2 separate regions of the Homo sapiens genome follow, and region 1 is linked to region 2. A link is an interaction called in ENCODE POLR2A ChIA-PET data of the cell type or tissue named here. Cell type or tissue: PC-9. All regions are shown on one strand. Links, peaks and the distances in the headings refer to the core of each region. The heading gives the core; the rest is flanking DNA.

The links. Peaks named below come from ENCODE experiments on the same cell type or tissue, not always from the same donor. Only the 100,000 strongest peaks of a DNase experiment are listed, where the experiment ranks them.
Region 1: POLR2A ChIA-PET joins it to region 2 with 5 read pairs; 1 of 35 experiments calls an interaction of 5 or more read pairs at or near these places.

Annotation. Positions count from the first base shown.
Region 1 is chr11:85,641,334-85,645,733 of GRCh38, forward strand. No RefSeq gene overlaps it. Among named protein-coding and RNA genes, the nearest start is that of TMEM126A, 4.4 kb to the right of the region's middle. In PC-9, for the core only: no CTCF peak of the experiment used is centred there; a DNase peak (open chromatin) is centred at 2,108.
Region 2 is chr11:86,171,678-86,176,077 of GRCh38, forward strand. No RefSeq gene overlaps it. Among named protein-coding and RNA genes, the nearest start is that of LINC02695, 20 kb to the right of the region's middle. RefSeq lists a cis regulatory region at 2,801-3,298. In PC-9, for the core only: no CTCF peak of the experiment used is centred there; DNase peaks (open chromatin) are centred at 1,354 and 2,614; H3K27ac peaks cover 3,363 bases.

The DNA.
Region 1 (4,400 bases), core at 94-4,093, 530 kb before region 2:
GAAAACCTGCATTAAATCTAAAAACTCAAATAGGTTAAAAGGATAGGAAAAGCTGTGTTGTGTTAACACTAATCTAAAAAGTTATTGGAGTGGCTATAGTGATATCAAATAGGCCAGGCACAGTGGCTCATGCCTGTAATCCCAGCACTTTAGGAGGCCAAGGTAGGAGGATTGCTTGATCCCAGGAGTTCAAAACTAACCTAGGCAACATAGTGATATCCCGTCTCTACAAAAAATAAAAAGTTAGCTGGGCATAGTGGCTGTAGTCCCAGCTACTCAGGTGTCTAAGGCAGGAGGATCACTTGCCAGATGGTTGAGGCTACAGTGAGCCATGATTGTGCCACTGCACACCAACCTGGGTGACAGAGTGAGACCCTGATTCAAAGGAAGGAAGGAGGGAAGGGAGGGAGTGAGGGAGGGGGTGGATTTCAAAGCAAAGAATATTACCAAGGAATAAGGAGGTTATTTCACAATTATACAGGGATCAATTCATCCTAAGTGTTTCTTCATACAATAATGGGAGCTTGAAAATAACGTGAAGCGAGAGTTGACAGAACTGAAAGGAGAAACAGAAAATCCTCATAATGGTTGGAGATTTCAATAACCTTCTCTCCGTATTAATAAAACAAGTTGGTAGAAATTCAGAAAGGATAATGACCATTAGCCAACTTGTGCTAATTGATGTTTTTACAATTCTTGGCACAACAGCAGAGTATACGTTCTTTACAAGCACACATGGACCACTTACCAAGATGGACCAGTATCTACTTTATAAATCTCAATAAACTTAAAAGGATTCAAATCATACAAAGTATATTTTCTGACCAGAATGGAACTGAATTGGAAATCAATAGCAAAATGGTATCTAGAAAATTGGAACTATTACTAAATTAACACACTTCTAAATAATCCACAGGCCAAAGAGGAAAGCAAAGTGAAATTAGAAATTCTTTTGAACTGAATTAAAATAATACAGAACATTTAAAAATCTATGGATACAGTTAAAGCAGCACTTGGAAATTTGTAATGATAAGCACATATGTTAGAGGGGAAAAAGATCTCAAATCAATTACCTCAGGTATGTTTTTAAGAAACGAGAAAAAGAGGAGCAACTTAAATCCTAGATAAGAATAAGAAAGAAACAATATAGAACAGAGGGGGGAAGAAATAGAAAACAGAAACCAATAGAAAAGAACCAATAAAACCAAAAGGTGGTTATTTGAGATTTTCAAAAATAATAAACAATTAGCATAAAGAAGGGAAGACATAAGTGACCAATATCAAGAGAGATGTTTCACCACAGATTCTACAGATGTTAAAATATAACAAGAAAATATTTTTGAACAATTTCAGCCAATAAACTTGAGAACTTAGGTGAAATGAATAAATGAATATTTGATCTTGTTTTGTGAAGATTTGTGAAGTTCACTCAAAAAGAAATAGATAATCAGGGTAGCCATATATCTACCATGAGTATTGAATTTATAGTTAAATCCTCCCTACAAGGAAAACTCAGATCCAGAAATCTTCACTGGTAAAGTCTACCAAACATGTAAGGAAGAAATAATAATATGATGCAAACTCTCCAAAAAAATTGAAGAGATGGGAACACTTGCCAACTCATTCAATAAGTCCAGCAATATCCTGATATCAAAGCCAGATAAAAACATTTTGAGGAAAGAAACTACAGCCTAATACTCCTCATGAACATTGATATAAAAACTTTTGACAAACTTTTAGCAAACCAAATACAAAAATATATATAAAGAATAGTACCTCATGGCCAAGCGGGGCTTATTCCAGGATTGCAAAATTGACTTAACATTTAAAAAAATCACTCAATGTTTTGTTCCACCAAACCCACAGCAGGAGTCACCCCAAAAGTGACAGCAGGGGAGTTTCCACAAGGGAGTGTCCAGAGTTATCCTGAGACTGGGCTGGTTGGGATTCAAAGAAAGAAGCACTAAACACCAGGGTCATCAGTCCAAAGCATTTATTAGGGGAAATTTTATATGACTGAACTGCAGCAATCCTCACCACAAACAGCAAGAGAAAAGGCTAGCAGTTCACAACAAGGGGATTAGGATATGGAGTTTATATGAGGGCTTAGGAATTTGGCTCAGGGCCAGGGCCAGTTTATTTTAGTGTTTTGGGCAACAACCTAGATACCTTTATCAGTGCCTGGAAATGTTTCAGGTCTCGGTTTGGATTCAAGCCTGCTAAGAAAAATCTGCAGCTGGCCAGGTCACAAAGCAGTCAAGGCGCTCTGTGATTTTTGGTCAGGACACGGAAAGATGGCTGGGGAACGTGGAGCCCCTACACAATATAATTCACTGTATCAACAGACTAAACAAGGAAAAAAAACAATCATCTGAATAGATACAGAAAAAGCATTTGACAAAATCCAACATCTGTTCCTGATAAAAACTCCCAGCATGAGGAAAAGAAGGGAACTTCCTTAAGATTTTGAAGAGCATTTACCAAAAAACCTATAATTAACATGATGATGGTGGGAAACTGAATGACTTCCCCCTAAGATCAGGGAAAATGCAAGAATGTCTGCTTTATTGCTTCTAGCCAACATTGTATGGGAGAGTCTAGCCAGATTGGAAAAGAAGAAATAAAATTATCTATGTAATTTTTAAAATCCTATTTGATTTAGCAAGGTTGTAGGTTATAAAATGTAAAAGAAAAAATAAATTGTAACTCTCCAGATAAGCAATTAACAATAAGACCAAGCAATTTGTCCATTTTGTCTAAATTGTCGAACACAGTGGGTTAAAGTTGTTCATAATATCCTCTCCTTATCCTGTTAATGTGTGTAGAATCTGTATTAATGTCCCTTCTTTCAGTCCAAAAAGATTTAGTTGTTTGGTCTCTTTTTCTTTTGATTAGTCTTATTAGGGCTTATTGATTTTATTAATATTTTCAAAGAATCACAGTTGGTCTTTTCTCTATTGTTTTTGTCTTTTCCCTTTCATTTATTTCCACTCTTACCTTTATTATTCCTTCCTCTTTGATTTCCTTTTTGCTTAATTTGATTTTTTTAAAAAAATATTGATTTGGTTGATTTTGCCCTTGATTCTAGGGCATAACCCTTAGTCATTGGATGTAGTCATTAATTCTAAGATGCTGCTCAGTGGAATGTCCAAAGTTTTCACCCGGTCTGTATAACTTGGAAATATTTAAATTTCCGATATTTGAATTTAAATATTCAAAAATACACTGTCTTCCCAGCATCAGATGACTGCTGAAATTTCACTTTATCTCTTCCAGTCTTCCAACTGTTGCTGTCCATTGGGTTCTTTGGGTCTTACCACATGCATGTACTGTTATAATGTCAGCCAAAAATTTGAGGGGATTTTTTAGACAGATTTTGGGGTTCCCTTTTCAAGGTTCCTGCCCCAATTTTCAGTTGATCTGGCATTTCCAAATTTCAACTTCTGAGTGTTTTAGAATGGGAAGAATGCTGCTTTATACTGACACTCGATATTCCCCATGTACTGCACAGACTAATGCCCTCATGAAAAAAAGCTGGATAAATGTGGATCTTACCCACTATTTTTCCCATCTTTCAAGAATTGTATACCTTCCTGTGTTTTCATGCTATTTTGGTTGCTTTCCAGGGTCTTTGAAAAGAATCTCTTCCTTGTCCAGAGTTTATAGTTGTTATTTGCAACAGGGTCTGTCCAACATAAGCTACTGTGTCACTTCCAGAAGCTAGAAGTCCCTCTTTTATTTTTTGATTATTATCTTTGAAAAGTATGGAATCTTCCTGGATCAACTATTTTCAGCAGATTCATGCAGCATTTAAGTCAAAGCCATATCCCAGCAATTTTTCTGTGTGACACAGGATTTTATAGACAGTCTAGGTAAGAGATAATAAGTAGTAGCAATAAAGGTAGTGACAAGTGGTCAAATTCCATTTTCTTTTATTAACTATTTTATGTGCCAATATTCTGTTGTTAGAGAGTTCAGACAAGCTATAAGAAACTAAATTATCTTTTCTCTTTCGGCATTTCTCAAAACTTTTAAAATCAAAAGAATGGCATGTATTTTTAGTGACAGAAAAATATGCTTTGACAAATTGTTCTTTATTTCCTGTTTCCAAAAAGAGCTTACGGTTGTCTGGTGCAAGCATCATAGACATTGCAGATTTCTGGCTACATTTCTATCCCCTCTCTTCCATGCACAGCCCAAGTTCAGCTAAATTGTCTGACAAAAATTTTCATAGATGCTATGTAGAGAATTGCTGAAAGGAAGATGAGTGGAATCTGTGAGAACAGAGTCACCTCCAGTGCCTAAATAAGAAATGATTTCTGTAAAGAATATCTAGGAAGAAAATCAATAAATTGTTCACGATTGATTAGTCTGCAGGGAGTAATGTGGATGAACTTAAG
Region 2 (4,400 bases), core at 330-4,329:
CTGGAGTCTTGAAAAGCTATGCTTGGACTGGCCTGGGGCCCAGCCTCCTGCTCTACTCGGCCCTTCCACTGACCACCAAGTCCCATTAACCGCATTTAAGAAATGGTGTTTGGCAGGTTCTCATTTATATGTAGAAACGTAAAACGTTGATCTCATGGAAGTAGAGAGTGGAATAATGGTTACTAGAGGTGGGGAAGGGTAGAGCAGAGGGGGAATAGCCAAAGGTTGGTTAACAAATACAACAGTGCAGCTAAAAAGGAGGAAGTTCTAGTGTTCTACAGCACTGTAGCATGACTATAATTAACAACAATGATTGTGTATTTTCAAATAGTCAGAAGAGTGAATTTTGAATGTTCCCAACATGAAGAAATGAGAAACGTCTGAGGTGATGGCTATGCTAACTACCCTGACCCGATCATTACACATGGTATACTTGTATCAAAATATCACCCTGTACTTCATAAATATGTACAATTATTATATGTCAATTCAGAATAATAAAAGAAAAAGAAGAAATGGCCTTTGGCTCTGCTTGCTCTCTGTCCTTACTGCCACTGCCCTTCTTTAGATCTCCATCAATCATCTCTTGCCAGGACTACTCTAAAAGCCCCCTAAGTCCTTGGGCATCTAATTTGACACCTTCCAATCCTCTCCTCTGCTGCTAGCATGCTCTCTTTAAAGCTGATCATGTTAATCCTCTTCTCTGAAATCTTTGACGGACTGTTGCCTACAAAATAAAAACCACACGCCTAAGCATATCCTCTTATACCCTTAACAATTTGGCCATTACTTACCTTCTAGGACTCAATAAATATTTGATGAAAAAGTGAATGCTCTCCTGCTAGAAATCCTGTTAACAACATTCCCCACACTTCTTATTTAAGAGTCAAGTTTAGTGAGTGTCCCCAATGCATTGAATTTTAACAATCACTATTTTATCATAGGATAATAGAAACAGTTGGAACATAGAGTTGAGTCCTGCATTTGAATGCATTTATGGCTTTTTCTCTTTATATAAATCTGGGCAAGTTAATTCCTGCTTGTGGGCCTCAGTTTCTCCATTTGTGTAAAAGAGGGTAAACAAAAGATCTCTAAGGCCCTGCAACCCATGTCTGTACTAGTCCCTGACACTAGCATCTCTTTGAAAGAAGGAACCAGGAAGGTTAGTCCCTAGCCTGCCAGAGATGTGTGCCCACAGCTAATTCCTATACTCAGTAGCTTGAAGGCATCCTTACTTTATCACCTTTAACCCTTCAGCACTGTGTCTTGTAATCTCCTAACTGGGCCCTCACTGAGTCACAGTACTGGGGTTTTAATCTTCTATATAACAGCATCTGAAGCTGAGACAATGGAGCTCTCAGAGCCTTTAGCTATGATCTTATCTTCTGATCAAGATTTTCTTGGCTTGTGATTGCTCAGCCATGATGGGGTGGAGAAAAGCCCCTACGCTAGGAAGTGCTAGTGCTGACTCAGCATGCTGCAGGTCTGGAATTGGAGCAGAAACTTGTGTGGACCAGCAGGGACCTTGCAGGCTTAAGGAAGAAAGAGAGGAAAGGGCCAGGCAAACCTAAGAGAAACAATCCTGAAGGCAGAGATTTCAAGACATGCAAAACAGCAGGGTTTCTGTAAAGGAGAACTTCTTTACTGAGAACCTCCCGTATAGTAGACACTTTAACCTGGGCTACAAATCTGCAAGGCAGGTATTATTATTATCCCATTTCACACATGGGGAATCAAAAGTTCAGAGATTAGTCAGGTGCGGTGGCTCATGCCTATAATCCCAACACTTTGGGAGGCCAAGGTGGGTGGATCACCTGAGGTCAGGAGTTTAAGACCCGTCTGGCCAACATGGTGAAACCCTGTCTCTAATAAGAATACAAAAATTAGCTGGGCATGGTGGCACGCGCCTGTAGTCCCAGCTATTCGGGAGGCTGAGGCAGGAGAATTGCTTGAACCAGGGAGGCGAAGGATGCAGTGAGCCATGATCGTGCCACTGCACTCCAGCCTGGGTGACAGAGCAAGACTCTGTCTCTCTCTCTCTCTAGCAAGACTCTGTCTCTGTCTCTCTCTCTCTCTCTCACACACACACACACACACACACACACACACACACTCTTCAGAGATTAACTTTTCCAGAACCACATGACTAGTAAGTAGCTGTGGGGTTCAAATGTAGGTCTCCAAAGGTCTGTGCCCTTTCTTTCACACACACTGAGAGGCATCTGAGAGGGACTTAGGAAGTCTTGAGAGTAAAACTAGATGGTCAGTGAATGCCCATTGGATGGCAATTTCAAGCAAATGGACAAAATAGTAATGGGATAATATTGAATCCTAAATCACCAGCAGTAACTGTGAGAAAGGTAGAATTACAAACTCCCTGCTAAATAGCTTTAGGTCATAAATGAATGTTATCCTTTGGAGGGCACAAAATGAAGTGGTTAATTCCTTGAACACCAATGTGACTAATAAGCAAGCCATGGCATCCGTCATCTCGTCCGCACAGCTGTCTGGGTAGGCTAATCTCTGGCTCAAGGCCCTGGCTCCTGTCTGCCCAGTGGCATGCTGCACTCTGATCTCCTGGCTCCACAGTGAGCTTGACATTTCTGCTGAGTCTGACTCACTTGCTCCCAGCCTCAATTGTTCTGTGCCAATGCAGACTTCTTTTACAGTTGGCCTACTTAGAAACACAGGATGTTAGTGTTGGAAGGGAGATCCTTTAGAAGTCACCTAGTACAATCCCCACACATTACAAATGAGAAAACAGGCCCCAGATGAGGCTTGGTGATGACGTGCCTAAATTCCGGTCAGTTTAGTTATAAGGCATGATAAGACCTCAGCCACATGGCCCATAGGGAGGAAGCTGGGAATGAGCAGGACTGGAGCTGGCAATGCTGCATCAGCTGTAGGACTCCTAGGGCTGGGGTGGAGCACAGGGAGTGGATCCAGCTCCTTGGAAGAATGAGTTGGGTTAGGGAAGCAAAGCGTCAGGAACCCAGCCAGGCAGTGTGGAGTTCAGGGTAGCACTTTTGAAATGTGTGGCTGGGGAGAAGAATGAGGCTGAAGGTCAGTTGTGAAGACTGGACCAACATGCCCAGGAGGGTGAGGGGGTGTGAAGAAAAGTCACAACTTGAGGCTATCAGGGTGTGCAGAGTTCACCAGAGATGTGATAAGGTCCAGAGCAGTGGCAGCACACCCCACCCCCATGCTGAGTTGTGGCTGGTGCACTTCTGCCCTCTTTTTTTTTTTTTTGAAATGGAGTCTAGCTCTGTCGCCCAGACTGGAGAGCAGTGGCATGATCTTGGCTCACCACAACCTCTGCCTCCTTGGTTCAAGCGATTCTCCTGCCTCAGCCTCCCAGGTAGTTAGGACTATAGACGTATGCCACCACACCCGGCTAATTTTTGTATTTTCGATACGGACAGGGTTTCACCATGTTGGCCAGGCTGGTCTCGAACTCCTGACCTCAAGTGATTTGCCTGCCTTGGCCTCCCAAAGTGCTGGGATTACAAGCGTGTGTCACTGCACCCAGCCACTTCTTGCCCTCTTTAGGAAGGTTCCAGCCTGAAGCTGGAGGGAGCTGGTGATTTCATATCATAGCCAAAGAGCTGGGGAAGACAGCACTAAAGAACACCATCTATTCTGCCTCCCAAATGTCTCTAAGGTGTCCTTTACCTCCATTTCTACTGTCACCACCCTGAGCCCTGGTTGTCACCCACCTGAATTATTGCAACAGCAGTTTAGTTAACCACTTATCCTCTGCCTGTACTATTTCTAAAGCACTCTTCTCATTGCCACCCAAGCAGTGTTTCTATGACGTGAAGATGTCACTTGCTTTCTATAAATGTTGGATGGCTTGCACTGCCTAGCAGGCTTTCTCTCCTGGGCTTCCATGTGAGAACCAAGCCCTCCAGAAAATTATCTGAGTGACTATTTCAGGTCTTTCCAGGATGGTACATAGTTAATACCATTCTAGGTGTACAGGGGAGAGAAATTTATTTGTATGATAGATGTCTTAAGTCATCAGGGCTTAATTTTTCTGGTGGAATCCTGATTGGGAAGGGCTGGATAGAACAAAGCCCAGATATATGAACCTGGCACATTAGATCCTACATGACTTCAGCCCAGTGTTCCTTCTAGCCTTATCTCCTATTCTCCCCACTGTGCATTCTGTGCTCCGGTCACACCGAACTCTTGCCATTCCTTCATCTAGCTATTCTGTTCATCTGTTAATGTTCCTCCTTCAACCTGGTCTCCTTCTTGGACTTTAAAATCTTAGACATCCATCATTCAAGACCAAGCTCAGATGTCACCTCCTCTCTGCAGTGGTGCTTTCTACAGCCTTCAAAGGCACATCAAATTGTTCCTTCCCCAATGTGCCAATAATATTTTTGTATGTGTGT